Linked DNA regions of Homo sapiens: region 1 is linked to region 2. The links are chromatin loops, found by intact Hi-C in ENCODE. Cell type or tissue: PC-3. All regions are shown on one strand. Each heading gives the region's core, and the rest is flanking DNA. Links, peaks and the distances in the headings are about the cores only.

What was found. A loop is a pair of places that touch in the nucleus more often than their neighbours do. Peaks named below come from ENCODE experiments on the same cell type or tissue, not always from the same donor. Only the 100,000 strongest peaks of a DNase experiment are listed, where the experiment ranks them.
Region 1: it touches region 2 in a loop (5-fold over the local background); 4 of 110 quality-filtered maps call a loop at or near these places.

What each region holds. Positions count from the first base shown.
Region 1 is chr4:40,728,726-40,745,275 of GRCh38, reverse strand. No RefSeq gene overlaps it. Among named protein-coding and RNA genes, the nearest start is that of NSUN7, 13 kb to the left of the region's middle. In PC-3, for the core only: a CTCF peak has its summit at 8,201 (motif pointing left); no DNase peak of the experiment used is centred there.
Region 2 is chr4:40,141,387-40,157,936 of GRCh38, reverse strand. N4BP2 (NEDD4 binding protein 2) reads right to left here. Exons shown (of 18, transcript NM_018177.6): 15 at 15,076-15,264; 16 at 13,137-13,305; 17 at 5,034-5,157; 18 at 1-3,745. The coding sequence ends at 3,700. Among named protein-coding and RNA genes, the nearest start is that of RHOH, 47 kb to the left of the region's middle. RefSeq lists an enhancer at 9,565-10,346. In PC-3, for the core only: a CTCF peak has its summit at 7,886 (motif pointing left); a DNase peak (open chromatin) is centred at 7,866; H3K27ac peaks cover 580 bases.

The sequences.
Region 1 (16,550 bases), core at 4,506-12,505, 590 kb before region 2:
CTACTAGGGAGGCTGAGGAAGGACAATTACTTGAATCCAAGAGGCAGAGGTTGCAGTGAGCTGAGATTGCACCACTGCACTCCAGCCTGGGCAACAGAGCAAGACTCTGTCTCAAAAAATAAAAAGAAACTTGAATTAAAGAGTTAGAGGAACAGGCTAGGCACAGTGGCTCACTCCTGTAATCCCAGTGCTTTGAAAGGCCAAGTTTAGAGGGTCACTTATGGGCCAGGAGTTCTAGATCAGCCTGGGCAACTTAGCAAGTCCCCATCTCTACAAAAAATAAAGAAATTACCTGGCCTTTTGGCACGTGCCTGTAGTCCTAGCTCCTTGGAAGGCTGAGGTGGGAGGATGGCTTGAACCCAGGAGTCCCGAGGCCACAGTGAGTTATGATTGTGCCACTGCACTCCAGCCTGGGCAACAGAGGGAAACCCTATCTCTTATAAAAAATATATATATTTTTTAAAAAGTTAGAGGAACGGTGCTTCCCCTGCAGCAAAAGAGAGGAAATACAAGAAAATCAGAACTGGCAAAAAAGAAATTAGGAAAATCTCATGTCACACATGAATTCAGCCCATTTATATGATCCTGTAATAGTGGGAATTTTGAAACTAGAGAGACTCAATGGACCTGGTTTCTAGTTTTAATATTATCAATTAGTTGTATAACACCAGGCAAGTCTCTTCACTCTTTATAGCTATTTCCTGATATGTTCAAGTCTACGATTTATTTACTAAGAAAATAGTGGGTGGAGAAGGATTTGAAGAGACTGAGAAGGATTGGCCATCAACAGGAAAAAGTGATAGGAAGTCAAAAACAAAAATAAATGTTTTAGGTTGCTTAGCAACAATGAGGCCCTCGCTGGCATAGGCACAGTGTCACTAAAACACTTTGGAGGCATGCATGGCTTGATGTGGTACAAAAAGATCTCTCCACATTTAGGACTTAATTAAGGAAGCAAGAAAGAATAAAAGTAAGAAATCAGTTTACCAAATATCATTAAAAGTATGTGAGCACATTAATTAATAAACTCGTGCCTGATGCCAGGCTTAATACTAGTCTGGCAGAGATGGTGCCAATTAAAATGTCGTTGGTTAAAGTATACAAGGTGCTTATGGTATGTCATTGCTCTTATTTTCTATTTTGATGAGAGTTTTGTGATTTTTACACTGCTATAGAACAAACAGAACTGTAACTTGTATTTCATATTGTTTGTAGCTGATTTTGCATACTTCGAGGAGTTTAAAAAAATCGTTTTCTCCTGAAATGTTATGGGGTAGCTTGTGCACCTTGTGCATACTCCTTCCTTACAACTTAACCAGCATGGTTTATTATTATGTCCTTTTCAGAAAATGGAGATAAATAGGCCGGGCGCGGTGGCTCACTCCTGTAATCCCAGCACTTTGGGAGGTTGAGACGGGTGGATCACCTGAGGTCAAGAGTTCAAGACCAGCCTGGCCAACATGGTGAAATCCTATCTCTACTAAAAATACAAAAAATTAGCCTGGCGTGGTGGTGTGTGCCTGTAATCCCAGTTACTCAGGAGACTGAGGCAGGAGAATCCCTTGAACCCAGGAAGCGGAGGTTGCAGTGAGCTGAGCTTGTCCCACTGTACTCCAATCTGAGTGACAAAAAAAAAAAAAAAGAAAGAAAAAGAAAATGGAGATAAATAGGCCAGATGCGGTGGCTCACGCCAGTAATCCCAGCACTTTGGAAGGCCAAGGCCAGCGGATCACTTGAGGCCAGGAGTTTGAGACCAGCCTGGCCAACATGACGAAACCCCGTCTCTACCAAAAAGACAAAAAAATTAGCCAGGTGTGGTCACGCATGCCTGTAGTCCCAGCTACTCTGGAGGCTGAGGCACGAGAATTGCTTGAACCCCGGAGGCGGAAGTTACAATGAGCCGAGATCACACCACTGCACTCCAGCCTGGGCCACAGGGTGAGACCCCACCTCCAAAAAAAAAAGAGGGGAGGGGAGAGGAGAAGAAAGTGGCTGGTGAGGATTTAAACAGGTATTTTTTAATGGCAGAAGGAATAGCAGGTCAATGAGATGAAGGTTCCTGAATTATGGTTCCTGGTCTTGGATTTTCATGCAATTTTTTACTCCCTTACTGCCATCCTTCACCTTCCAATACCTTACCATTGCTTATGCTGTTCTTCCTTGTGACCAAATCTGAACAAAAGAGGCTGAAGGTAATTGGTAAAGAAGGAAGACTAGTGATGAAATTCAATGGCTTGAAGAGTCAGAGTGTTTTCTGGAAAAGGGGATATTAATGTTGTCATCAGCTATCTTCCTAAGCCATTCCTGGGGCCATATTGATGTTTTGCTTCTGGGGAGTGATTTTGTAAATGTATTACTCAATATAAAAGGTAATTTTTTCCTTTAGTTTTTCTAAAACTACCCCTAAAGGCCTCATTACATGTTTGTTCTCTAGACTCAGTGGTCAGCATTGATGAATTTCATTTCTATCAAGGTTAAGGACATTAAAATCTAAGGACAAAAATATTTCTAGTCACTGAAAAACTCAGCAAGATTAATTTTTTCTCCCTGTTTTATTTCATTCATACCCTTCATTCATTAATTCATACCTTTCATTCATTACATTATAGTAAGAGATGACATAAATGAGGCAAGCAGCCTCAAGAAATTAAAATTTGTGAAGTTTTAATACCTATATTGTCAATTTTATACTGAAGCTGTATTTGTAAGTTTTTGACAAAGGTCCATATAGTTAAACTTCTTTGGATATCTATTTAATGTATTTTCACTCTAATCTTTATTTTCTTCCTTCTGCTTTTTTCTAATTTCATTTGCTCATCTTTTTCTAGTTTCTTAAAGTGAAAAGTTAGGTTATTGATTTGATACCTTCTTTATTAATAGGCATTTACAACTATAAATTCCTTCTGAGTACTGTTTCTATTGCATCCCATAAGTTTAGTATGTTCTGTTTTAATTTTTATTCATCTCAAAGTATTTTCTTGTTTCACTTGTGATTTCTTTTTTGACCCATTGGCTGTTTAGGGGAATATTACTTAATTTCCACATATCTCTTAATTTCTCAAATTTCATTGTATCATTGATTTCTAATTTTGTTCTGTTGTGTATGAATGGTGAACATAACTTTGCATGACTTTCATCCTTTTACATTTACTGAAGCTTGTTTTATGTCCCAACACATGGTCTATCCTGGAAAACATTCTGTGTATGGAATATGCAACAGAAGAATGCATATTCTGCTGTTGTGGGTGAAGTGTTCTATAGATGTCTGTTAGGTCTAGTTAGTTTATAGTGTTAATCAAGCCTTGCTAATCTCTGTCAAGTTGTTCAATTTATTATTGAAAGTGAGGCATTGAAATATCCAACTATTATGTTGAATTGTCTATTTCTGTCTTCAATTCTGTCAGTCTTTGTTTTATATATTTGGAACTCTTTGTCAGGTGTATTATGTTTATAATTGCTATGTCTTCCTGACAGATCAACCCTTTTATCATTACAAAAAAAAATTTTTTTTTTTAGATGGAATTTCGTTCTTGTTGCCCAGACTGGAGTGCAATGGCATGGTCTCAGCTCACTGCAACCTCCACTTCCCTGGTTCCAGTGATTCTCCTGCCTCAGCCTCCCAAGTAGCTGGAATTACAGGAGCCCACCACTACGCCCAGTTAATTTTTGTATTTTTAGTAGAGACAGGGTTTCACCATGTTGGCCAGGCTGGTCTCGAACTCCTGACCTCAGGTGACCCACCTGCCTCAGCCTCCCTAAGTGCTGGGATTACAGGCGTGAGCCATGGAGCCTGACCAGATATTAATATTAACTAAAAATATTCTAAGACAGTAAGGGCATTCAGTTAGATCATCATTAGGGCTCTGTTTAAATGATAAGAAAGGGCCGGGCAGCCGGGCACGATGGCTCACACCTGTAACCCCAACACTTTGGGAGGCCAAGGCAGGCGCATCACCTGAGATCAGGAGTTCGAGACCAGCCTGATCAACATGGAGAAACCCCGTCTCTACTAAAATTACAAAATTAGCTGCGCGTGGTGGTACATGCCTGTAATCCCAGCTACTTAGGGGACTGAGGCAGGAGAATCACTTGAACCCAGGAGGCGGAGGTTGCAGTGAACTAAGATCACGCCATTGCACTCCAGCCTGGGCAACAAGAGTGAAACTCCATCTCAAAAAAAAGAAAGAAAGAAAAGGCCGGGCTCATGCCTATAATCCCAGCACTTTGGGAAACAGGGCTATACTTTCCTGTTTGATTGCATGTTTCATATGTTTTTTTTTTTAAATGGCATTTTAGATAATATACTGTGGCAACTCTAGATATCAGATGTTCCCTGCCTGATCAGGTTTTGTTATTGTGCCTCTTGCTTGTAATTGCTGTTGTTGCTGTGTTATTGTTTAGTGACTTTTGTGAATTAATTCTATAAATTCTGTATTCCTTGGAGTGTGTGGTCATTGAAGTCTCTTCTCACTTAGCCTAGTAGTCAGCATATGATTGATCAGAAATTTTCCTATATGCCTAGAATCAATCTATCTACCTAGCTATTGATCGATTGATCGATCGATCTATAGATATATGTGTGTATGTGTATATATATACATATACATACACATATACACACACAGATAGATGGATAGATAATGGATCTATCTTTCTATCTATTCATAATGTCTGTATATACATATATATATGTACAAGCACACAGACTGATAAACTGTGTGTGTGTGTGTGTATATATACACATTCATATATCAACATATATACGTAGATATGTATGTTAGACATATTGTTTAAATAAGTATTAAACCAACTATTTGTATTGTTTGTATCAAATTTTCACTAAAGGAAATCTTAGTTCTATCAGAAATATCTTATTTTCAGGCCAGGCATGTTGGCTTACACCTGTAATCCCAGCACTTTTGGAGACCAAGATGGGTGGATTGCTTTGAACTCATGAGTTTGAGACCAACATGAGCAACATGGCAAAACCCCAACTCTACTAAAAATACAAAAAAATTAGCCAGGTGTGGTGGTGCATGCCTGTAGTCCCAGCTATTCGGGAGGCTGAGGTGGGAGGATGGTTTGAGCCTGGGAGATGGAGATTGCAGTGAGCAGAGATTGCACCATTGCACTGCAGCCTGGGTAACAGAGCCAGATCCTGTCTCAAAAAAAAGAAAGAAAGAAAAAAGAAATCTTATTTTCAAAGACTAAGATAAAATTTATTATTAATCACTGACATTTCTATTCATATGTAAATGAAGCACTATAATGCATGACTTCACTTAATCCCCTTTTTTCTACTTCGTTTTGCCAATAATTTTTTCACAAATTTATTAGCCCAACTATCTTGAAATGAATGTTTTCAGAGGAAGGAATTCTAATGTGGTGAAACCCAAATATAAATTGCAATATTTACTTACCAAAAAAGGATAAATATATTTAATTTTCTAAAGTAGGAGAAGAGATTGTTAAAAGGAGTTTTGAAAAAAATTAAGAGTATATGTTTGAACTTCATGCTGAAGTAAAATTCCTGTGAAAGTTTCAAGGAAACTGAAGGGTTAAACACTATAAAATGCTAAGTGGTTCTGTTCTTACCTTAGGGCTATATTTATATATTCATAATAAAATTAACTTTGGTCATTTTTCTAGTTAATTTGATCAGTATCTATTGTTGGTTCAAATAATCTAAGGCTTAAAATGAATTTTTTCATTGTCATTGGATTATCTAGATCAACCATTTTGCATTGCTGATAACTAGATTACCTAGATAAACTAGATAAATGCCAAATCTGTAATTCACATTCTGTTAATAGATACCACCTGTTCATAATGTCTCCACTATTATGAACTCTATTACAAATTATTTATTGTAAGTGTTCCAAAGCTTTGTAAGAATGGATCAGATCTCTCTTAAGTAAACATACTTTTCTCTATATAACATAATGCCTATTAAGTATCGTTCCCATAAATTCAGATGATATCATGATTAGCTCTTTAAAAATATAACATTGATCTCATATGCAAGAAAAAAGTTCATAAGATATTATAATATTCTAAAAGATTATAAAGTGTATATTAAATATAAAATATAAGCCCTTTTCATCTATGTTTTAAAATCACTTTAAAATTTTGAATCCTTTTAAAAAATTATTATAATGCTGGGTGCAGTGGCACACCTATAGTCCCAGCTACTTGGGAGGCTGAGCTGGGAGGATTGCTTGAGCTGAGGAGTTCAAGGCTAGCCTGGGCAATAAAGTGAGACCCCATCTCTCTATATAAATAAATCAATAAATATTTATTAAGAGAAGAATATTAAACCAGGCTTTTCAGTGACTCATTTAAGATTTCTTAATTTTTTAAGACCCAGCAGGATTTTGCCCTTGTTTATGTGAAAAAGAGTTAGAGAAATACTCTTTTTATTATTAAAAGTTTTTTTAGAGATTTAAAAAGATTATTTAAATTTGTATTATGAAAACTTCTATCAGATTAAGTGAAGATTTACTGAACATCTACTATCAGTAAGACAAAAATAAGACACAGTTCCTAGTCTTGTGGATACTTACAGATGCAACGGGGTGGGCAGAAAATTATAGTGCAGTATAGTGATACTGGTGCCTAAAGGGCCCAATGGAGCAAACAGAACCTCTACCCCAGATTTGGGAGAAGGGAGCAGGAAAGGTCTATTTAGAAAAAGTCACCTGATAGGCCAGGTGTGGTGGCTCACGCCTGTAATCCCTTTGGGAGGTCGAGGCAGGTGGATCACCTGAGGCCAGGAGTTTGAGACCAGCCTGGCCAACAAGACAAAACCCCATCTTTACTAAAAATACAGAAATTAGCTGGGCGTGGTGGCACGTGACTGTAATCCCAGCTACTCAAGAGGCTGAGGCAGGGGAATCGCTTGAACCTGGGAGGCAGAGGTTGCAGTGAGCCAAGATGGTGCCCTTGCACCACTCCAGCCCGGGCGATAGAGCGAGACTCTTGTCTCCAAAAAAAAAAAAAAAAAAGAAAAGAAAAAGAAAAGAAAAGATCACCTGATAGAACCTATAGCCTTCAGTAGAAGTTTGCATCCAACCCATGGCAACTCACCAGTAGAGAGTGAGCTGGAGAAACATATTTCTGATCTCACTTTTCCTGCTCTCCCCATCTGCTGCAATATCTACGATTGGCTGATTCCAACCCACAGTCTGAGAGCAAGGGAGCCCTTTGATGCATTCCATTCAGGGCACCCTCCTGGGGCACAGAGCATTGGAGGATGGAGACCACTTCTAATATGACATATACACTCTTTTTGTGAATGCCACATTAAAATAGTGCCCTTCACATTGTATGAGAACATTCTAGCCTAATTCGTTTGCAATGCAGGAAAGCCATTATTATAGAATAATCATGGTTTCTCAGCACATTCTTTGAAGGATTCTATTAAACCAGTGTGGAACTAAGAATGAATAGTATACGACAACAGTTTTTAAAAATCCAAAATTGAGTTGTACGTTATGTATTAATAGAAATGTGGGAAATGCAACTTAATTATTATATGTTTCTTGACGGTGGTTCCTGAGTTTTTCACCGGAGCCTAAGCTTGATTGTTTTTGGAGGTATTCTGGCATTAGCAAAGGGTTGGTAAAATTGTGGCAGATCTAAAAATTCCACTGAATCAATTATTTCATTGGGAGTGTTGGGTGTGTGCTTTGGAGTCAAAACAAAGCTCATGCCTCAATGCTAAAATATTGTAGCAAATCGGACTGCATGAAAGAGGCAAAGGTATAGTTTTTATAAAGATCCCTAACCTGATGCTCAGCATACATAATCTAATGGGCATGGAATTCCTTCGCGAAATGTCAGAGTCACCTTATACTGAAATTATACATGTTGCCTTGGTATTTAAATGCTTGAGCAAATATAAAAGAAAAAATATAGAAAATTAAATTGTGATTTCTTTTTCATTTTAACATTAAAGTTAAGGATCATGAAGAATCGTATGAAATGATGGTAGAAGATATTTAATATTTTTATATAACTAAATAAAAATTATCACTGCCCCTTCCCCCCACCCCTGGCAAAAAATGAATCCAACCAGACCAGGCCAATCAAACAAACACTCAAAACAAAAGCCCTGAAACAATAATGACTTCTCACTATGTTTGGATGCACTGTTTCATTCTAAACTAGATTTGGGGAGCCATCTGCTGGCAAATTGGTAAGTTGTTTATTTTTTTTTTATTGCATGTACAGTTAGGGTTGCCAGATAATTTATAGGATGCCCAGTTAAATCTGAATTTTAGATAAACAACAAATAATTTTTTAGCATAAGCATGCCAATACAGTTCAGTATTTACTCCATATGCCAATGCTACCCTGTTTCATTTTTTATTTTTTTTGAGACAGGGTCCGGTTCTGTCACCCAGGCTGGAGTGCAGTGGCATGATCTCAGCTCACTGCAACCTCTGCCTCCCAGGCTCAAGTGATCCTTCCAACTCAGCCTCCCAAGTAACTGGGACTACAGGCATACGCCACCATGCCTGGCTAATTTTTGTATTTTTTTGGTAGAGATGGGGTTTCGCTATGTTGTCCAGGTTGTTCTTGAACTCCTGAGCTCAAGTGATCTGCCCACTTCAGCCTCCCAAAGTGCTGGGATTGCAGGCGTGAGCCGTAGAACCTGGCTCCTACCTGGTTTTAAATTTAGAATTATATGTTTCCAAGTGACTCAGAAAAAGGTTTTCTTGAAATCTGGATAGCATGATTATTTAGGATTGCTCAACTCATATGGTTCTATTCACACTGCTCCAGTTTGAACTGCTTGCCTTTCCCATTGAACCCTACATCTGACTCCTTGTCTATTCTCTTTTTCTTCTGCTTTCTCTATTCTTAATTGAGCTCTGCTTCCTAGCCTGTGTATTTCTTTTTTGCTGCTACATTCTCATGTTTAAGCAATCTGGGTCAATTACAACAGATAAATGAAAAACCAGAAGATAACTGTGTTCTGGTAGTACCTTAGTTATAGAGTCTACTTCTTTAAAAAAGTAAAATAAAAGGCAGACACATGCATATTTTATATTTGACCCTAAAAATGTCAATTTATTATCAAGCTATCTTGCTCTGACTGAAAAAATTAATAAATAAAAATTGACCAGGCATGGTGGCTCACACCTGTAATCCCAGCACTTTAGGAGGCTGAGGCGGGTGGATCACTTGAGGTCAGGAGTTCGAGACCATCCTGACCAACACAGTGAAACCCCCGTCTCCACTAAAAATACAAAAATTAGCCGGATGTGGTGGAGGGCGCCTGTAATCCTAGCTACTTAGGAGGCTGAGGCACAAGAATCACTTGAACCTGGGAGGCAAGGGTTGCAGTGAGCCCAGTGGCGCCACTGCTCTCCAGCTTGGGCGACAGAGTGAGACTCTGTCTCAAAATAAATAAATAAATAAATTTTAAAATAAAAAAAATTAGTTTTGTGTTTGAATTAGTAATATATTCACATACTCCTAAGTTTTTTTTAATACAAAAGGATATTCAGTGAAAAGTCTCCCATTCCTAACCTTCAGATACCCAAAAGTTCCTTGATGCAGAGGCACGCATCGTACTTGAGATGTATGTACTCAGCCATCTTGGGGAAGGACATTATTGTAAAGTGGAAGGATGCAGGAGGGTTGTCCCTCAGAAAAGAAAAAGTAAGACAGATGACAATAAGAGACCTTTCTTTCCTCATAGCTGTGGTTTTTAATGTAATGGCTTAATTTTATTTTGCCTATGGAGCAAATTTTTTTAAGTATTCTCTTAAATTTCAGTTGTGTCTGAACGATCTCCTACAGTTATAAAATTCAATTATTTAAAACCCGTATCATAAAATATCACAAGATGGAGATGTTGCTCCTTGAAAGTGGCAGTTAAAGTGGGTGAGGAAAAACATCTTTTTGTCTCTTTTTGGACATCTTTTTTCTTCTCTATCTTGCTCTCTGTCTTCAGTCATTCAAGGTAGTGAGAAACATTCAAAGCTCAGTGTTCAAATCCCAGCTTTGTCTCTTTCTGCCTGTAATTCTGAATTAAATTAACCTTTAGGAGCCTTATCGTCATCTATAAATTCAGGCTTATGCTCACGTTATGAGGATGAAATTAAATGATGTACTTGAGATGACAGTGCCCTCCAGCCAGAGCCCACCAGGAGCACAGCAGTAGTGGAACGAATTGGGTTTATTACTCATTGCAGCAAGGGAGAACACACACCATGGGGAACTGTGGGGCTTCTCAGTAAGAGGGTATCAGACCTACTATTGGATTCGGGCTGCGGTTGGGTGGTCTGTGGAAGGATCCAAGGAAGTAGGGGTTCACTCTGGATTGAATGCTGTCAGAATGCAGGGAAAGTCTATGACTGGGCATCTCAACGTTTATAGGGACAGTAGACTAGAGCAAGGCTAAAATTCTAAAGGTAAAGAATCACTAGAGGCTCATATTAGCTGAAAGAAGAGCTATTCGTGTTTTAGGGGTTGCACAGTGACCTCATTTTTGTCTGTGCTTAGACAAAATTATGAAGTGGTCTTGTTTTGTCGCACTTCCTCATGATCTCAGAGTGACTTGACTGGTGTCAGTGTTCTGTGAGATTGTTTACACGCAGCAGGAGAATAACTTGTCCTAGCTGTGAGCTCCCGGCCAGCTTCTGCTCCCACTCAGGCCTACCTATAAATTTTAGGCCAGTCCTTAGATGTCAGGGGCTGCTTTTTTTTTTTTTTTTCTCAGAAAGCATCTGGCTCTTACTAAATGCTCAATAAAACTTAATTACATCTGGATTTTATTTAAATTATTTAATGACATATTGTTCTCCCCTGTTATTGGATAATGAGCTCCTTAGGGCAGAGGACTTAGTTCACTCAACTTTTTCTCTGTCCAACATGAAATAGGTACTTAATACTACTGAAACAAGAAACGCCTTCCATGGCCTGTCCGTGAATGCTTTTCTTTTCTCTCCTTCTATGTCCCTACTATCCTTTTCTCTCCCTTGATCATCTGTAGTAAACAGATACATATAAGGTTTATAAAGCAGTGATTTCTATGGCACAATCAGAATCATATTCCTTTAAAGCAGTCAGCCAGGACAGAAATTTTACTCTTTTTTCTCTCAGAGTTAAGAGGGCCTAAGCACAAGGACATAATAGCTCTTCTTTAAAACCTTCATTGTTTAAAATTCTCTTGCACCCAGAAATTCCTAGGAGCCTCTCATCTTCCTCACCACAACTTCACGCAGCCTCCTGCACACACCTCGTGGCCCCTCAGTTTGCTCCGCTCTGCTCTGCACAGCAGCACACAACACTGCGCTCCCTAGGACCCGCCCTGGGGCCCCCAGGAGAGGGAAGGTTTTTTCCCTACCTCAAATGCTCTTCTTAGGCTCTGGTGGACTTTTTCTGGTTCTATTTCCTTCCTTCCTTCCTTCCTTCCTTCCCTCCTTCCCTCCTTCCCACCTTCCTTCCTTCTCATTCGTTCGTTCATTCATTGGTTTTGTTTTTTGAGATGGAGTCTGGTTCTGTTGCCCAAGCTGGAGGGCAGTGGCATGATCTCAGCTCACTGCAGCCTCCACCTCCTGGGTTCAAGTGGTTCTCCTGCTTCAGTCTCCTGAGTAGAAAGGCCGCCACTGCACCCAGACTTTCTGGTTCTATTTTATTCTCAAAGACTTGGGATGGTTGTAGGTGGATTTGTATCTTTCTGTAATGGTGGGCTAGGTTTTTCAGATTAATGATCCCTTAGAAAACAATTTTTAAAATTATAGAAAACTATGAAAAAACAACAGAAACTTTGGGCCAGGTATGGTGGCTCACACCTGTAATCCCAGCACTTTGGGAGGCTGAGGCAAGTAGATCACTTGAGGTCAGGAGTTTGAGACCAGCCTGGTCAACATGGTGAAACTCCATCTCTAATAAAAAATATAAAAATTAGCCAGGTGTGGTGGCACGCACCTGTAATCCCAGCTATTCAGGAGGCGGAGCCAAGAGAATCTCTTGAACCCTGGAGGTAGAGGTTGCAGTGAGCCGAGATCAGGCACTCCAGCCTGGGCAATAGAGCGAGATTCCAAAAAAAAAAAGAAAAGGAAGGAAGGAAGGAAGGAAGGAGAAAAGAAAAGAAAAGAAAAGAAAAGAAAAGAAAAGAAAAGAAAAGAAACTTTGTAAAGCTGACAACATGGTGAGGAATTGAAAGGCAAAACTGAAGCTAAACCAGGAGAACCAGAAAGGTGATAAGGGCACAGAATCTGCTTTTGCCCTGAGGGGATTTGTGAGTCCCAGCAAATGGGAACCTTCATTGAGATGAACTTGTCATGAGGTGAGAAAGGAGGTAAGGAGGTGAGAAATGAAAGCACCAGGTCTATAGAAGATGCAAAGTCTAATCAGACCTTCACAATCTTAAGCTGGGGGCCCACAGGGCTGCATCCTTAGGGTTGGGGTGAACCCTAAGTAAATGAGACCTCGTGTAGATTTTCTTTGTGGGTTTGGGAATCTCAAATCTTGGACCAGTTGGTCTTATGTTGGTTGTGCCCCCAAGGAGCATGGTAAAAACAAATGCAGATCTTCTTTGGAGGAAGATGTTTTTCATCTAGGCCTCAGATTATTCCTACAAATAATACTTCAGATACAGGCTGGGCACGGTGGCTCATGCCTGTAAACCCAGCACTTTGGGAGGCCGAGGCGAGTGGATCACCTGAGGTCAGGAGTTGGAGAGCAGCCTGGCCAACATGGCGAAACCCCAGCTCTACTAAAAATAAAATACAAAAAAAAATAATTAGCCAGGGGTGGTGGCGCGTGCCTGTAATCCCAGTTATTCAGAAGGCTGAGACAGGAGAATCACTTGAACCCGGGAGGCAGAGGTTGCAGTGAACCGAGATCGCGCCACTGCACTCCAGCCTGGGCGACAGAGGGAGACTCCATCTCAAAAAAAAAAATCAGGTACAGTGGGCTGCTCAGCACAATAATGAACATGATAATCAACACTATAAAGAAAGACATCAATGGAAAAGCTTAACCATTAAAATAAAAAACAAATAGGACCTGGTTAAATGACAGCATGTGTGAATAAGCTTTAGAGCTGAGGCTTGGCTATGATGTTATGAACAGGGACATATAGAAAGAGGTGCATTAACAGAAGTAGATTGTTTGAATAATTTCCTGCCACAAATGAGGCAAGATTCTTCAGTGTTCTAACCCATTTCTGTGAATTGTGAGGCTTTCTACTGTGGTTGGTAGGAATAGGGACTCTCTGGCCTTTTGTGAGCTCCAACAACTGTTTCCTCTTCTGTTTAATCCTTTCACGTGGTTCTTTCCCTGACCTTGGGTAACTTCCTCACACATACGCGTTAATTAATACTCAACCGGAGACTAAAGTGGACCCTTGGCACACCTCCAGAACTGTCTCTCTGCACAGCTTTCTGATCCTGTACTTGGCTGTCCTGGACTTGCAACTGAATGTCCTCGACCCAGAGACACTGCCGGTCTCCACTTGGGCTCCCAGTGTGCTGGGGCCTGAAAATATTCTCTACACATTTAGCTGGAGATAATTATAGTTACACCTCATTTGTTTCCATCTTTCAGGGATCACTGTCCTCAGTTGCCTAGTGTCAATATCTTGAATGCTGTTGTTTCTTAATATTTTGTCCAGTTTTTTGGTTATTTCAGGTGGGAGGGTAAATCAGGTCCCTGTTGCTCCATCTTGACTGGAAGCAGAAGTTGTCTTTAAAAAAAAAAAAAAAACTTCCTCAAAAATGTTTTAAAAAATAGAAGAAAACAAAAAACAAAACCACTAGATTATAGTGACTTAAACACAAAGAGACAAACAGCAAATACCTAATATTACAATAACATGAGAAACAGATTTTGACTCAATGTGTAAAGAATGGCTTTCTATAATCAAAGTTATGCAAAGATGGAATAGTTTTCCTTGAAAAGTGGTGAGTTTCTCTATTGCAGCAAATGCTAACAGAGGTTATCAGCATTGTTGGAATATTACAGGGCATATACAAGTAGGAGTCTGCAAACTACAGTCCACGGGCCACACCTGGCCCACCACCTGTTTTTGTAAATTAAGTTTTATTACCACACAATCATACAATTTTTTTTTAGCATATTGTGTTACAGTGGCATAATGGAGCAGAGACTGTGCCACTCAAAGCCTAAGATATTTACTATGTGACCCTTTTCAGAAAAAGTTTGCCAAACCCTGGATTCAAGCATCTGATATGGCTGATGTGAGAAAATGATTAATTTGACCCCTTCTAAACCTGAAAGTCTGTGGACCTGGGGAAGCAGGGAATGAGTTTTTTGTCTGGCTGGGTGTGGTGGCTCACTCCTGTAATCCCAACACTTTGGGAGGCCAAGGTGGGCAGATCACTTGAGGTCAGGAGTTCGAGACCAGCCTGGCCAACATGGTGAAACCCCATCTCTACTAAAAATACAAAAACTAGTCAGGCATGGTAGCACACGCCTGTAATCCCAGCTACTTAGGAGGCTGAGGCAGGAGAATCGCTTGAACACAGGAGGCGGAGGTTGCAGTGAGCCGAGATCACACCACTGCACTCCAGCCTGGGCAACAAGAGCGAAACTCTGTCTTTAAAAAAAAAAAAAAAAAGTTTATTGTCTAATGCGAATTATGCATCTTCCTTTATCACATATCTATGTTGATTTTACCATTATATTTTCCTCCCCACTGCAATTCTTTGGGTAAAGTCAATTCTTGCCAAATATTAGTTCTTCTTCTTTAATTGCATTCCTTCTATAATACCACCATAAACACTTTGTGCGGTGGTAGCAGTTTATTCTTCCCCTTTTTCTTCTACTACCACTTTTTTCCTTTCTTTTCATCTTCTCTCTTCCTCTTGTTTCTCCTTTTCTCTTTCTTAACTTCTTCTTTCTCTCCCTTCTCTTTCCCTTCCTTCTTCTTTTGCCTCCTCTTCTTCTTTTTTTTTTTTTTTTTTTTGAGACAAAGTCCGCTCTGTCACCCAGGCTAGAGTGCAGTGATGCAGTCTCAGCTCACTGTAAACTCTGCCCCTCGGGCTCAAGCAGTATTTACACCTCAGCCTCCCAAGTGGCTGGAACCACAGGCGTGTGCCACTACACCCAGCTAATTGTTTGTATTTTTAGTAGAGACAGGGTCTCACTATGTTGACCAGACTGGTCTCAAACTGCTGACCCCAAGTGATCTGTCTGTCTCTGCTTCCCAAAGTGCTGAGATGACAGGCGTGAGCCACCGTGCCTAGCCCCTCTTCTTCTTTTTTATTCAATAATTATTTATTGAGCACTATGCCAGACTGTATTCTAGATACTGGGGATATAGCGGGCAACAAGACAATCTGTTGTCCCAAAGCTTACATTGGAACCCCAATTTGGAAAGCATAGCCATCACATGTTCCCAGGCCACAAACAAGTTAGCATCATTGAAAGGGGTTTCAGAGACGCCAAAGCAAGGCACACTCAACAACCTTCATGATGCAAGAAAACCCACAGTGATCATCCTGAGCAGAGCTGACATGCTTTCACAGCCTTGTCAACTTGCTGTCAAACATAAGTGGAAAAATCTCCTGATTGAAAAAACACTTAATAATAGTCATCTAGGATGACAGTGAGAAAAGATTGGGAGCCACTGTCCTCAAAGAACAATCACAGTGCCACATATGGTTTTGTATATGTGCTATATCAAAATGTTTTTGCCTCTAAGTTGCTGAAAGAGATCTTCTTTTGAGGATGAAAGGTACGATCACTGAAAGAGCATATCACAACATGAAGTAACTTATATATCAGAAAGTCACCAGTGCCCCAGAGTTAATCTTCCTAATTTTATTGAAAATGTAAAAATAGCTTCTGCTTCAATCTCCATGCAAAATCTTTCCACTTTAGTTTCTGTTAATTAATTAAATCTTTTTTTTTTTTTTGAGATGGAGTCTTGCTCTGTCGCCCAGGCTGGAGTGCAGTGGCACCATCTTGGCTCACGGCAAACTCTGCCACCCGGATTCAAGTGACTCTTGTGCTTCAGCCTCCCGAGTAGCTGGGACTAGAGGTGTGCACCACCATGCTGGCTAATTTTTGTATTTTTAGTAGAGATGGGGTTTTGCCATGTTGCCCAGGTCTCAAACTCCTGGCCTCAAGTGATCCTCCCACCTTGGCTTCCCAAAGTGCAGAGATTACAGGAGTGAGCCACCACACCCGACCCTAAATTAATTTTTTTTTGAGATGGAGTCTTGCTCTGTCACCCAGGCGCCCAGGCTGGAGTGCAATGGCGTGATCTCGGCTTACTGTAGCCTCCGCCTCCTGGGTTCAAGTGATTCTCCTGCCTCAGCCTCCTGAGTAGCTGGGATTACAGGCACACGCCACCATGCCTGGCTAATTTTTGTATTTTAGTAGAGATGGGGTTTCACCATGTTGACCAGGCTGGTCTTGAACTCCTGACCTCATGATCTGCCCACCTCTGCCTCCCAAAGTGCTGGGATTACAGGCATGAACCACTGTGCTCGGTGCCTAAATTAATTTTTTAACAAAAAATCTTCAGAAGAATTTACATTTTTATCACGGTCCATTTCTTTTTT
Region 2 (16,550 bases), core at 3,279-11,278:
GTCATCATATAATATGAAGTTATAAACGGCTCTTCAGGATGTAGATGTGTTCTAGCCTTGTTTCTCTATTAAATTCTGTAAAGAAGCATTAAGTAATACTGTAAACTTGAATTACATTTTAAAAATAAGCACCATGAACATACATTCTACATAAACTTATTTTACCTTTTAAATGACACCTTTTGGCCACATAAACATTTAAATCTGTTTTCTTTACATGTAAATAAAAATTGAGCAATATTTAACTACTACACCGAAAAATTACCAAACTTCACCTCATTGCACAATGGAAAAGCACTTAGAAAAAGCACTTGGAAAAAACAGCACACGTTATTTTTGTCTTTTTTATACATTTCGTCATTTTCTTAAATTGAGAGCAGTTAAAACATTGTCAGAGCAATTTCCTGAGTTTCCAAAGTTTCCAATTTCCAGCTCAGAAATAACCGATCTCAATATTATACATGTCTACTTTCTAAGCATACAAAACACTTGAATTCAAAAAGAAAAGACCTAAATAAAGGATGGAAACCATCCAGAAGAGCAGTATAGCTTTTCTTCTCAAAATATACTACTCAAGAGGATTTAAAGTCAAAATTTCTGCTATATAATATGTCCTATATTTAAAGGCCATAAAGTTGCAAATAGTATGGAAATACTAACCAATTGAAGAAACTGCACATTAAAAATAATGTAGAGAAATATGAAGAGCCAATAAACGTAAAAAAAAAAACACTTCCATTTCTCACATTGGAATAAAGAGATGGACAGACTGAAAATACTGTTAAGTGTCTAATATCTCCCTGGTCCAACTGGACACCCTCTGGGGTTTCCACATTAGTCCTCTTTTTCCATCTGGGAGATAATGGTAAGAGACTACTGAATGAATATAATTATTACTGAAACCTTCCATACTACAGAAGTGCTGTACTTTTAAAATATTAAGTTTACAAAGAATCATTCTAATGAGTCATGTATTAGCACAAATATACAGGTTGAGTGAGTATCCCCTACTCAAAATGCTTAGGACCAGAAGTGTTTTGGATTGCTGGGGTTTGGGGGGATATTTTAGAACATGTGCATTATATTTACTTGTTGAGTATCGCTAACCTACAAATGTAAAATGCTCTGTGAGTATTTCCTTTGAGCATCATGTCTGTGCTCGAAAAATTTCAGATTTTGAAGCATTTCAGATTTTGAATTTTCTCATTAGGGATACTCAACCTACACCAATACATGAAAATTTTTATAATCTCCAAACTATCTTTGACATACAGGATTTAGAAATGGGTAATAGAGAAAACTTTTAAAATCCCCAAACTATCTTTACTGCGGGCATACAGGATTTAGAAATGGGCAAAAAAAAGAAAGGAGGGATTACAAACTTTTCTTTCAAAATTATGTGTTGCTTAAACTATGCTAGATAGTGGGGTGGGAGGCAATTTGGAATTAAGCAGCTTCATAAAAATACATATGATGCTCAAACTTTGCCTGTATATTTATCAACAATGATTAAGATATACTATTTGATTTATCAAAATAAGGCATAATATTAACATTGATATAGTAAACAAGTAAACAATATAGCTTTTTTCATTTGACTTCTGCCCACGGAATACCACACCTCTACTTCTGACTGCTCCTTCATTAATCATAATTATAATATTGAAATAAGTCTAGCTGAAGTGCCGAAAAGTGATGATTTTTAAAACTAGGTAAGGAAATATAAAAACACAGAAAGTGAGTATGCAGCTGCACACATTCCAATTAACTCCACATTTTAGCACTGTTTTTCATACCCTTAAATCATACTAATGTATACATAGGAATATCTTATTTCATTAACAATTATAGTTTCATAGTAAGTTGTTTAAAGGAACTGCTTTATTTTTAATGTTTATTTTTAATGTATAGAACTGTTCTAGAGATTACAAAAGTGTGCTAAACTGTTGGCATTCTTTAAATAAATTATTACAAACATAAGTGTGAATAATACTTCAATACCAGTCACTAACCATTTCTAAATAATAAACATGTATTTTCATTTTTATGGAACTAAAATTCAATGATAAGCCTCCTTATTTTAAAAGCATGCAATCATGATATATAAAAAAAATGTTTTGGGGTTTTATTTTCATTGAAATGTCTGCTCTTTTGGAAAACCATTCTGTACTTTAGGATTCTTTTGGTACCAGCTCAATCCTATAATTTCTGATCCAAATTTTTTTTTAAGCTTAACAAAAAGCAACAAAACTATTTGTTAAAATTATGTATGTTGAAAATATTCTCCATCTCCAAAGGCAAATTTAAGCCATTGTCTCATATTGGAAAATTATACCTTACCACATTATAACCTCCTTTACACAGGTTTAACTTGCATACTAACAGAATTTATTAGCTAACCAAACAACAGAAGTTAATGACAGCTTCCTTTGAGAAAGTTGGCTCTTTTTCAAAATAAAAGTGAAAATATTTTAAATTGTAAGGATTCTTCTTATGATTATAACCAAAATATTTTCTCTTTTTTTTCTTTTTTTTTTTTGGAGACGGAGTCTTGCTCTGTCACCCAGGCTGAGTGCAGTGGTGTGATCTCGATCTCGGGTCACTGCAACCTCCACCTCCCAGGTTTAAGCGGTTCTCCTGCCTCAGCCTCCCAAGTAGCTGGGATTACAGGCACACGCCACCACACCCAGCTAATTTTTGTATTTTTAATAGAGACGGGGATTCACCATGTTGGCCAGGCTGGTCTTGAACTTCTGACCTCAGGCGATCCACCTACCTCGGCCTCCCAAAGTGCTGGGATTACAGGCGTGGGCCACCACACCAGGCCAATTATAAACAAAATATTTTCTATATTTGTTTAATAGAATTTTAACCTACTGCAGTTTTAAAATTACATGCCTCAAAAATAAAATATAAGTATTTAGTACTGTCTGAAATACGACTTATACAGACAGTTCTAGAAGCATTTCGATAAGGCAGCAACATCTGGAAGATATTTAACCATTTCTTTTTCTCTGAAAACCTTTCTGTCTATAGAAAGTATAAAATTACAATATAATCTCAGACCCAACTTTCTTTCCATAAAATGCACACAGAAGAACAGAACAAAAGGTAAAAGATCAAGGTCATATACAAAGCAGAAGAAAGGGCAAAAGCATGTCTTCCTTCCTGTAGGATATGGCAAAATAAAAGCATTTTATGTGTTTAGTTTTGAAAATAAAAAATATTCAAGTGTTTTTGTTAGATCTCCTTTTTTTCTTTACTACCACTACTATGTCCTTTTTCCTCTTTTAATACCACCCTTTGGGGGGCATGAATCAGGTCTCAAAGCACTTTAAATACCTCTCACAAAAGACTTTTAGGACATTACTAAATGTCATACAACAATTAATACAAAGGTAACCTTTTCTGAGAAACAATCAGAGCATTTTAAACTTTAAAACTGTAGCTGATAATTTTCTTACATATTTTGTAATCAATAAAATTTCTCTGTAATATCTTTAACAGGTAACATTTGCATTTGATTCAGTAAAAAATCAAACCTCACTTGCATTTTGAAAAACATCATAATTTTTTTGTTTCATAATTGAATATTATTTATAATAAAACACATCTTTAGGGTAGAATTGACTGAATTACTGCAAATAAAAGTAATTTTAACCTACAAACCTTCATACTTCTAATTCAAGGATGTTTATTTTACTTTAGCATGACTTTCAAGCACCCTGGTTTAATTTCAGAGAACCTGCAGAAATGAGAAAAGAGTTATTTTAAAGATGAAAATTTCAAATTAGCTAAGGAATATACCTTGTAATCAATTCCAAGTACCTACGCTTAATATAATATTTACTACCAAAGTATTGACCCTTATTAAGTCAATATCCAAGACCAACATCTAGGTTTGTGTTCCTTTTATCTACGGTCAAAACAAATACAATCTTAAAGCTGGAGGTTGCTCTTGACTTAGTATAACTTAAGATTTGTCAAAACCTGTGAGGCCTGAATTTTACCTTTATGAAAAAGAGTATGCTGTAGGAAGAATAAAGTCCTTGGTGCATCATGAAAGCACCAAGAAGAAATCTCTGATATATCAGGTAAGTCTGATTAATCTGGCCATGCAATGCTTTCAACTCTATCCGGAGAGAATTTAAAGGAAGACTAGTCTCTAAAATAGATAATTAATCTCAACATAATGTTCTGGTCTAACTACTCCTTTTATAAAAATAACCCTGATGTCACCTGTTTTATGCTCATAACTTATGCTATCATTTTCGATAATGTAGCCAAATAACATCTTATTACATGGCATAAAATAAATATGCTACACTGAAATTGGTGGGTAGGAGTTAATGATACACATCTGCAGGAAATCTATCCATCAACAGATATTTCATCTTTGACTTTCTTGTCATTTTCTGTTATTAAATAATTATCACTTAATGAAAAAGAACATTTCATGTTTGTCAACACAGGTCATTAATGGCATTTAACTTATGAAAACACAAATAAATTCATATTAACTGAACATTTCTGCTAAAGTTTAAACGTACCTAAATTATAACTATATTTCAATAGAAGCCACCCAATTCCATCCAAAATCCACAAATACTGATTTCCTTTCAAAAGAATAATAGCAAATCTTAAAGTATGATACATATTACCTAATTATTTTGCATATTATCAAAGAAACAAATATATTTACTTTCTTTTAGAACTTTAAATTTATGATAGAAAGTTTTATCAGATGATTATTGGCAACAAACACATTTTTCCTTATTTCTGGTTTACCAGACAACATAAATCCAGCAGGGAAAGTTATATCATAATTTAAGCATGAATCTGTGGCTGAAATCAGATGATTAAATTTAGTTAACTATTTTAACAGATTGTTCTGAGTACGCTATTAGTGTTTATTTACCTAGCTATATTAGGGCTATTGCTATTATCAATAACAGAAATCTATACTCACAGAAATATCTGATAAAGATCTATATGGGCAGTTGCCATTATTAATAACAGAAATCTACACTCACCTGAAGCTATGGCTTATGAGGTACTTAATGACAGCTGGTTTGATGCGAGCAACTCCTCCCTGGCTGTGGTTTCCTCTCCCCGTAATCACAGACAAATAGGGCTTCCCACCGTTCTGCTTAAATTCTGTTACAACAGAAATCAGGGGAGTTAAAATTCATTTATCTTACATTCTCAATAGAAAACGTAAACCTTAGCTACTCAAGCACATGAAATTGTTTTCATGAGGATTTTGGGGTTTGCCATCTCAAAACTGTAATAGTAAGACAGATTTGCTATCTCAAAAAGCCCCCAAATTAATGTTTTAAGATGTATGTTTTAAAACACATAGCCTCATTGTAATCTATCCATCAAAAGATTTGGTGGGACTTCTTCCTTTATGGGGGAAGAGATTTCTGTGCACTACCAGAAGTTCTCCCTGAAATAATGATAATGGCAATAATACCATTAATGATACCTAACAATTACTATACAAAAGGAGTCAAGTACTGCTTTAAGTGGCTTATATTTATTAACTAAGAATCTTCACAACAACCCTGTTAATTAAATATTCTAAAGCCATCAAGCTTTGTTCTGAATCATAGCTCTGCCACTAAATGACTGTGTGACCATGGACAAGTTACTTAGCTTCTTTTGTGCCTATTTTCTCATCAGGAAAAAGGGATAATGATAGCAACTAGTTTATAGATTATCTTCCAGTAATAGCTATTAGCAAATCCACTAGTCACAGCTGGATTGCAGTCTTACTATTAAAGATAATCAATTGTTAACAAACTTTTCCTGATAGATAGTTCTTAAAACATCAAAGGAGTCTGAGCCTCCTAAAATACTGAAGTTCCATTTTGGAAATGACCTTGTGAAAATCAAGGATATAAATCCTGAAAACTAATAAAAGCTGTAGCAGAATAACAAAAACAACAAAAAAACTATTAATGAGATGAATTAATAAATTTAAAACACACAAAATATAAACATTCCACGGTCTGCTTATTAAATTGTCCTAATACTCCTAATAGAATACAAACAAATGGTTTTTCAAGTATCATATCTCCAAGATGATATTCAGCCTGGAATTTTAAAAGAATATGTTGCTCTTGCATTTCTAATTCCTTGTCTATGATCTCCATCTCTAATCCACATCCATTACTTCAAGCAATATGTTGCTCAAAATTCAACTGAGTGCTAGCTTCACAAAGGTATTCACAGTGCACAAAATTCTAGGTATATAGTGTAAAACCTTTTTACGAACTTTTTACAAAGTTTTTGCACTATATACCTATAATTTTGGGCACTGTTCTTTACATATGTTATATTACGCATAAAAGTTTTACATTGGCCAGGGACAGTGGCTCATGCCTGTAATCTCAGCACTTTGGGAGGCTAAGGAAGGTGGACCACTTGAGCTCAGGAGTTCAAGACCAGCCTGGGCAACACGGCAAAACCCCATCTCTACTGAAAATACAAAAATTAGCAGGGCATGGCGAGGCGCACCTGTAGTCCCAGCTACTTGGGAAGCTGAGGTAGGAGGATGGGTTGCACCTGGGAGGTGGAGGGTGCAGTGAACCAAGGTCACAACCAACTGCCAGCCTGGGCAACAGAGCCAGACTCCCATCTCAAAAAGAAAAAGTTTACTTACAAAAAAAGCCCAACTAAATCTCTAATCATAACTCACACTCTTCACTATGGCTCCCCTTATCACTTAGGTCAGTCATTTATACGATTATCACCTGCTAATAGTTCACTTATTGCTCTGAAAATATTCTCTAGTTGATTCACATGCCTCAAGTAAGAGTTCAAAGGATGTTTGTTGCATGAAGTAATGTATATGTTTCGTTTCCCAAATACAGGCTGTTCTTGCTGTTTAACGCCTTAGAAAGGACTGTTTAACTCATTTTTCAGCACACTCCAGATACTTCAACTGCAAATATTTCAGTACATACCTCATAAAAGATAAGGACTCCTTTAAAAAGCATAACTACAATGGCACCATCATATCTTATAAAATTAATAAAAGTCCCTTAATATCATTAGTTTCCAAAATTTCCCCCAATTATCTCAAAAATATGTTTTTACAGTAATTTGTTGGCATCAAGATTGAAATAAGTCTATACATTCTATTTGATTGATATATTTCTTAAGTAACAAGGTTTCCCCTCCCCTGGTGTTTTTCTTTACAATTTATTGAAAAAAATTGGATCATTTATCCTAGACTTCCTCTTTTTTTTTTTTCCCCCTGAGACAGAGTCTCACTCTGTTGCCCAGGTTGAAGTGCAGTGGGATGATCTCGGTTCACTGCAGCCTCTGACTCCTGGGTTCAAGCGATTCTTCTGCCTCAGTTTCCAGAGTGGCTGGGATTACAGGCCTGAGACATCATGCCCAGCTAATATTTTTGTATATTATTAGTGGAGACGTGGTTTCACCATGTTGGCCAGGCTGGTCTCAAACTCCTGACCTCAAGTGATCTGACTGCCTCGGCCTTCCAAAGTGCTGGAATTACAGGCATGAGCCATCACACCCAGCCTATCCTAGATTTTCACAATCTGAATTTTGCTGACTGTATCCCCATGGTGTTGTTTAACATGTTCCTCTGTCCCCTGTAAATCCCTATAAAATGGTAGTCAGTTCTAAAGGTTTGATCTGCTCCTAGTTTGATTTGGAGGCAAAAATGATTCGTACGTAGCAGTGTATATTTCAACCAGAAGGGACATAAGGTCCAGATGTCTCTCTTTTTTAAAAAATTCATCTCCGATTTTAACACTCCTTAATCTTATGTCAAAAGGCAATGCAGGTCAGAGCCACAAATCTTCCACTGGATTCATTTCTATTCAACAATACTGCCACCTGGTGGTGACTGACAGTAACTACAGACTACCACAGGTGGCAGCATGCACTAGAGATGGGCCTTGGCTTCCAGAAAAGATCTGCATCTTGGATCTTGACCAAGTATTACCTTGGGCAAATTACTTAGCTCTTTTTTCTTTTCTTTCTTTTTTTTTTTTTTTTCTTTTTGAGATGGAGTCTCGCTCTGTCACCCAGGCTGGAGTGCAGTGGCTCGATCTCGGCTCATTGCAAGCTTCGCCTCCCTGGTTCACACCATTCTCCTGCCTCAGCCTCCCAAGTAGCTGGGACTACAGGTGCCCGCCACCATGCCCAGCTAATTTTTTTTTGTATTTTTAGTAGAGACGGGGTTTCACTGTGTTAGCCAGGATGGTCTTGATCTCCTGACCTCGTGATCCGCCAGCCTCGGCCTCCCAAAGTGCTGGGATTACAGGCATGAGCCACTGAGCCTGGCCTCTTTTTCTCTTCTTACAATTTTTTTAATTGAGATAAAATTAACATAAAACTAACCATTTTAAAATATGCAATTAAGCGGTTTTTAGCATATTCATCATGTTGTGCAACCACCACCACTAATTCCAGAACATTCCATCATTTCACAAAGAAATTCTGTGCCTCATAGCAGTCACTGCTCATATTCTTGCCATTCCAGTCCCAGCAACCACTAATCAAATTTTTGTCTCTCTAGATTTACATACTCAGAACATTTGGTAAAAATGAAATCATACAACATATGGCTTTTTATCTGCCTTCATCTTTCACAAAGAATAATGTTTACAAGGTCCGCCATTTCTCTACATGGCTAAATTAAATTTCATTGTATAGATTTACCACATTTTGTTTCTCTATTCATCAGTTAATGAACTTTTAGGTTACCACCACCTTTTGGCTGTTGCAGACATTCATATGCAAGTTTCCGTAAAGACATATTGTGTTTTTATTTCTCTTGGGTACATAGTTAGGGGCAGAATTACTGGGTCATACGGTTAATTATATGTTTAACCTTTCAAAGAACTAGTGAAATTTTTCACAGTGGCTACACTAGCAATATATGAGGGCTCCAATTTATCCACATCCTTAACAATACTGATTACTTTCCATTTCATTTTTCTGTTTTTCGATTTTTCAATTTTTTTTTTCTTAGAGAGTCTCACTCTGTCATCCAGGCTGGGTGAAACAACCTAATTGTCCATCGATGGATAAATTGATAAAAAAATGTGATATAGACACAATGGAATATTATTCAACAATAAAAAGGGGACCAGGCACAGTGGCTCAGGCCAGGCATGGTGGCTCACATCTGCAATCTCAGCACTTTGGAAGGCCAAGGTGGGAGGATCACTTGAGCCCAGAAGTTCGAGACCAGTCTAAGCAACACACTGAGACCTCCTATTTCTTTTAAATAAAAATAAAAATTTAATTAAAAATTTTTTAAAAGGGGAAAATCCTGCCATTTGCAACAATACAGATGTGGCTGGAGGGCATTATACTAAGTGAAATAAGCCAGACACAGAAAGACAAATCCTGTATGATCTCACTTACATGTGGAACCTAAAAAAGCCGAACTCCCTCTCCCCCTCCCCCTCCCCCTCTCCCTCTCCCCACAGTCTCCCTCTCCCTCTCTTTCCACGGTCTCCCTCTGATGCCGAGCCGAAGCTGGACTGTACTGCTGCCATCTCGGCTCACTGCAACCTCCCTGCCTGATTCTCCTGCCTCCGCCTGCCCAGTGCCTGCGATTGCAGGCGCGCGCCGCCATGCGTGACTGGTTTTCTTATTTTTTTGGTGGAGACAGGGTTTCGCTGTATTGGCCAGGCTGCTCTCCAGCTCCTAACCGCGAGTGATCTGCCAGCCTCGGCCTCCCGAGGTGCCGGGATTGCAGACGGAGTCTCGTTCACTCAGTGCTCATTGGTGCCCAGGCTGGAATGCAGTGGCGTGATCTCGGCTCGCTACAACCTCCACCTCCCAGCCGCCTGCCCTGGCCTCCCAAAGTGCCGGAGATTGCAGCCTCTGCCCGGCCGCCACCCCGTCTGGGATGTGAGGAGCCCCTCTGCCTGGCTGCCCAGTCTGGGAAGTGAGGAGCGCCTCTTCCCGGCTGCCATCCCATCTAGGAAGTGAGGAGCGTCTCTGCCCGGCCGCCCATCGTCTGAAATGTGGGGAGCGCCTCTGCCCCGCCGCCCCGTCTGGGATGTGAGGAGCGCCTCTGCCTGGCCGCGACCCCGTCTGGGAGGTGAGGAGCGTCTCTGCCTGGCTGCCCCGTCTGAGAAGTGAGGAGCCCCTCCGCCCAGCAGCCGCCCCATCTGAGAAGTGAGAAGCCCCTCCGCCCGGCAGCCACCCCGTCTGGGAAGTGAGGGCCAGCCGCCCCGTCTGGGAGGGAGGTGGGGGGTCAGCCCCCACCCGGCCAGCCGCCCCGTCTGGGAGGGAGGTGGGGGGTCAGCCCCCGCCCGGCCAGCCGCCCCGTCCGGGAGGGAGGTGGGGGGGTCAGCCCCCACCCGGCCAGCCGCCATGTCCGGGAGGGAGGTGGGGGGCGCCTCTGCCCGGCCAGCCGCCCCGTCCGGGAGGTGGGGGGCGCCTCTGCCCGGCCGCCCCTTCTGGGAAGTGAGGAGCCCCTCTGCCCGGCCACCACCCCGTCTGGGAGGTGTACCCAACAGCTCATTGAGAACGTGCCATGATGACAATGGCGGTTTTGTGGAATAGAAAAGGGGAAAAGGTGGGGGAAAAGATTGAGAAATCGGATGGTCGCTGTGTCTGTGTAGAAAGAAGTAGACGTGGGAGACTTTTCATTTTGTTCTGTACTAAGAAAAATTCTTCTGCCTTGGGATCCTGTTGATCTATGACCTTACCCCCAACCCTGTGCTCTCTGAAACATGTGCTGTGTCCACTCAGGGTTAAATGGATTAAGGGCGGTGCAAGATGTGCTTTGTTAAACAGATGCTTGAAGGCAGCATGCTCGTTAAGAGTCATCACCAATCCCTAATCTCAAGTACCCAGGGACACAAACACTGCGGAAGGCCGCAGGGTCCTCTGCCTAGGAAAACCAGAGACCTTTGTTCACTTGTTTATCTGCTGACCTTCCCTCCACTATTGTCCTATGACCCTGCCAAATCCCCCTCTGCGAGAAACACCCAAGAATGATCAATAAAAAAAATAAAAAAATAAAAATAAAAACATTACCTGGGGAAAAAAAAAAAAAAAAAAAAAGCCAAACACATAGAAACATAATAGAATGGTAGTTGCCAGGGGCCAGAATAGAGAGGAGGAAATGAAATGCTGGTCAAAGGGTACAAGCTTAAAAAGAATACATTCTGCTGAGCTAATGTGTAGCATGGTAATAATATTTAATAGCACTATATCATATACTTGAAATTTGCTATGAGAGTAAGTCATAGGTGTTCTCATCCCCCACACACAAAATGGTAACAATAGGTGATGTATGTGCTAAAGTACTTCATTGTGGTAATCACTTTACAATGTGTACATTTATCAAATCATCACATTGCATACTTTCAATATAAACAATCTTATTTGTCAAAAAAATAAGAGTAATAACTACCATTATTTAGTCATTTATTCAAAAACTTTTTTGAGTGTTGAAGAAAAAACATGATCATCACTGGCTCAATTCTTGGCCAAAAAGACAGGTATTTAATAACCAATTATACAATAAGCTTTTTATAAACACTGTGAGAGGTAGGAGTACTGTGAGAAGTTATTAACAGGGGGCCTAACTAGTATGGGGGTCAAGACTGACAGTGTAGTTAAATATACAGAAAAGGAGAAAAAAACACAGGGTGAGACTGGAGAGGTAAGCAAGAGATATTATGTAGGGATTTTAGAATTTATCCTAAATACAACTTGTATTTTCTTATTTTATTTTATTTTATTTATTTATTTATTTATTTATTTTTGAGAAAGAGTCTCGCTCTGTCACCCAGGCTGGAGGGCAGTGGCGTGATCTTGGCTCACTGCAACCTCCGCCTCCAGGGTTCAAGTAATTCTCCCTGCCTCAGCCTCCCAAGTGGCTGGGATTACAGGTGCATGCCACCATGCCTGGCTAATTTTTGTATTTTTAGTAGAGACGGGGTTTCACCATGTTGGCCAGGCTGGTCTCGAACTCCAGACCTCAGGTGATCCGCCCACCTCGGCCTCCGAAGTGCTGGGATTACAGGCATGAGCCACCGCACCCGGCCACAACTTGTATTTTCTTATCACAATGCTAATTACTTATGTAACTATTTTTTCACTGTTATCTATCCTACTAGATGGTATACCCCACTAGACAATAAACTCCAATAAAGACAAGGATTGTGTGTCTTTTTCACCACCTTATCCTTGATGCCTAGAATACAGAAGATAATCAAATATTTATTGAGTAAAACACTATTAATTCATCCTCTATAGAAAGAATATTCTTTCATAACACTTCTATATACTTGAAGAGTTTTCTTCTCTCTGGATTAAATAATAATTTAAACGGCTCTTAAAGTTTCTCTTTTCTAATCTTTACTGTTTTCTAGATTTTCTACAAGATTTCCAAAATTCAATTTAAAAACAACTGGGGTCAGGCTAGGAGCAGTAGCTCACTTTGGGAAGCCAAGGCAGGTGGATTGCTTGAGGCCAGGAGTTCAAGACCAGCCTGGCCAACATGGTAAAACCCTGTCTCCACTAAAAATACAAAAACTAGCTAGGCTTGGTGACACCCGCCTGTAATCCCAGCTACTCGGGAGGCTGAGGCACGAGAATGGCTTGAACCCAGGAGACAGAGGTTGCAGTGAACCGAGATGGCACCACTGCACTCCAGCCTGGGCAACAGAGTGAGATTATGTCTCAGAAAAAGAAACAAACAAACAAAAAAACTACTGGAGTGGGAGAATCCTATCACCTTATTTACTTCTGTATTTTATCAAGCATCTACTGAAAAATTGAAATCCAAGAAATATCAATTAAGTTTAATAAATGTCTATTGGACAAAGATATGTAATATTCCTGAAAGGTCTCATTTATAAGTCACAGAGAGGATTCGCAGATTACACCATGCCCTCCCGTTAATAAATACAGCACAGGAATACAAATGAAGAAAATGTTAATCATCATACCAATGAGGATCCTTTCCCAAGAAGGTTCTCTTGAAGAATGAATAACATAAACATTTACAGATGTTACACAGATATTCTCAGCCTGCATATTCAGACTCTCCTGAATTTGCAAGCTATACCAATATAAGCAAAGACATATATTCTATTGAAAACTTGTGATTACCACAGTCCTACCTTCAGTCTTCTTCTCTAAAACTCTCATCAAATGTTCTAGAGCTTCATCCACATGCAGCCCATGGAGGTCTAAAACATTCTGTGGCAGCAGCGAAGCATTGACTTTCTCAAAGATCTCTATGGCAGCAAGGTGATTGGCTTCTTTCATCTTCTGCTCATGAAGAGTACCCTAAATCATAAACATATCACCAAGGGACAGTTTTGCTGTTTGCTACTTGGGTGATGAGGAAGTTAATAGTGCCCCAAATAAAAGGAAGGGGGAAAAAGGGAATAATAAACCTAAAATCTTAAATAATGCAATGAGTTTAATATATAAGAATGCACCAAAATTTAGGTAAATTTCAGTGACTTAATAATGTAGTCCTTAAACTACTGAGTCATTCTTTCTAACATTTTCTGAACCAAAAGTCGTAAAAGTGGGAAACTTAACTAAACACGATCCTCACATGTGACAGTTAATTTTAGGTATCAATTTGACTGGACTGAGGGATACCTAGATGGCTGGTGAAGCATTGTTTCTGGGTGTCTCTGTGAGGGTGTTTCCAGAGAAGATTGCCCTGCATGTCAGTGGACAGAAAGAAGACCTCCCCTCCATGCGGGCAGGCACCAACCATGTGGGCAGCTGGAGGCTGGCTAAGACAAACAGGCAGATGTTCTCCTCCTGCCTTTGGAATTCAGACTCCACATTCTTCAGCTTTTAGACTGTGGAACCTGCACCAGCTGCCTCTTGGTGGCTCTTGAGCCTTTGACCCTGGACTGGGGGCTGCAGTCAGTATCCCTGGTTCTGAGGCTTTGAACTTCGACTGCGCTACACTCCTGGCTTTAAGCTATGCTATCGAATTCTTTGGTTCTCTAGCTTACAGCTGGCCTATTATGGGACTTCTCCACCTCTATGACTGTGAGAGCCAATTCCCCCTAATAAATTATCTTTCATATATCCTACTGGTCTGTCTCTCTAGAGAACTCTAATACACCATCTCAAGAAGGAATCACTGGTTTATTATTTGTGTATCCTTTGATAATGCTGGGTCTCATCTTGGCGTTCACCTTCAACATTTTGTAGTTACCTACCCCAGAAGCTATCCCCCAAGGACTACTGTTAGGGCTCACAGGCCTATAGCAGTTTGATACTCTTCTCTGCTCAATCACAAAGAAGTAACCCATATGGCAACACAAACATAAAAAGTTAAGCAGATTCCTGGCCGGAAGTAGTACCTTGCACTTGTAATCCCAGCACTTTGGGAGGCTGAGATGGGAGGATTGCTTGAGCTCAGGAGTTCACGACCAGCCTGGACAACATGGTAAGACCCCATACAAAAATTAGCTGGGCCTGGTGGCACGTGCCTGTAGTCCCAGCTATTTGGGAGGCTGATGTGGGAGGTTCACCTGAGCCTGGGAGGTCAAGGCTGCAGTTAGCGGAGATTGCACCACTATACTCCAGCCTGGGCAACAGAGCAAGACCTTATCTTAAAAAAATAAATAAATAAATAAAGCAAGTTCCTTATAATATCATGTTAAATGAGCCCAGGTAGAAATTTTACTTCCCAAAAAAAATTAATGTTATTTTTGTACTATGAAAGTGATATATTACCAAAAATTCAAACATGACAGAAGGCACAAAACCCCTTTAATCTCACTCTCAGATGGCCAATATTAATATTCTGCTGCCAGAAATATGGACTGTCAGAATAAACTGTAATTCACATAAGCAGTAAATGCAAAAGCAACCACAGAAACTGAGCATTTCAAATGCTCAAAACAGCAGGAGATGAAATTCTCAGAACCATACATTTCTTAGGATACCTTATTTATGTCACTTACATAACTACTACATTCCCCAGAATAACTTAATCTAGTCACAATATGGGTGTCTTATCTGCTTCAAGAGTATTTAGTTATTATAACTGACAAAAAATATATAATCAGTTTTCCACTTTACCTGCTGGGCATAAAAGGTGGCGACATTTTTTTTCCCTATCCGATAAGCTTCTTTGGCCTTGCTGTAGCACTCCATCCTCTTCTGTTGGTGAAGGAAAGCCTCTGCTCTGTAGTCATCATAGTCTGGGTACTCAAAGTCCTGGAAAGACAGTTCACTTGGTGTTTCTTCAGTCTCTTTTAATTTCTTTGGCTATAAGATATTAAACAATAAGTAACACACACAGAAAGTTAAAAAAAAAACTCATGCCTTACACCTTCACAAAACGCACATGAAAACTGGGCTGTCGTATATTTTCATCTCTCTCCTCAGGAAATAGATTCTCCCCAGCGTCTACCTTGTAAGTCAGGCATTTATCGACTATCATTAACTTTTTTATGCCGCTAAGGTTACCCTTTCTTTAACCACTCTCGGGAGATGTTGAAGAGTTCTCTAAAATTATCAAAATACAATTAGGGATACTGAACTCCGAGTTGGAAGAGGCGAGTTCAGTCTCAAAATGGAGGTAAAACCACCACCCAGTCACCCCCAGCCCAACTCCAGCCGTCGCCACCACCGCCAGAGAGAGGAGGGCCATGATCCAAAGGAACCAGAGCAGTTGAAAAAACTGTTCATTGGTGGTCTGAGTTTTGAAACTACAGATGATAATTTAAGAGAATAAGTGCAGAGGCTGAAGTGAAGTTACCAAGGTTACACGCTGCCCTCTCCCTCTCCCTCTCCCTCCCCCTCCCCCTCTCCCTATGGTCTCCCTCTCCCTCTCCCCACGGTCTCCCTCTCCCTCTCTTTCCACGGTCTCCCTCTGATACCGAGCCGAAGCTGGACTGTCCTGCTGCCATCTCGGCTCACTGCAACCTCCCTGCCTGATTCTCCTGCCTCAGCTTGCCGAGTGCCTGCCATTGCAGGCACGCGCCACCACGCCTGACTGGTTTTCCTATTTTTTTGGTGGAGACGGGGTTTCGCTGTGTTGGCCGGGCTGGTCTCCAGCTCCTAACCGCGAGTGATCCGCCAGCCTCGGCCTCCCGAGGTGCCGGGATTGCAGATGGAGTCTGGTTCACTCAGTGCTCAATGTTGCCCAGGCTGGAGTGCAGTGGCGTGATCTCGGCTCGCTACAACCTCCACCTCCCAGCCGCCTGCCCTGGCCTCCCAAAGTGCCGGAGATTGCAGCCTCTGCCCGGCCGCCACCCCGTCTGGGAAGTGAGGAGCGTCTCTGCCTGGCCGCCCATCATCTGGGACGTGAGGAGCCCCTCTGCCTGGCTGCCCAGTCTGGAAAGTGAGGAGCGTCTCTGCCCGGCTGCCATCCCATCTAAGAAGTGAGGAGCGCCTCTTCCCGGCCGCCATCCCATCTAGGAAGTGAGGAGCGCCTCTGCCCGGCCGCCCATCGTCTGAGATGTGGGGAGCGCCTCTGCCCCGCCGCCCCGTCTGGGATGTGAGGAGCGCCTCTACCCGGCCGCGACCCCGTCTGGGAGGTGAGGAGCGTC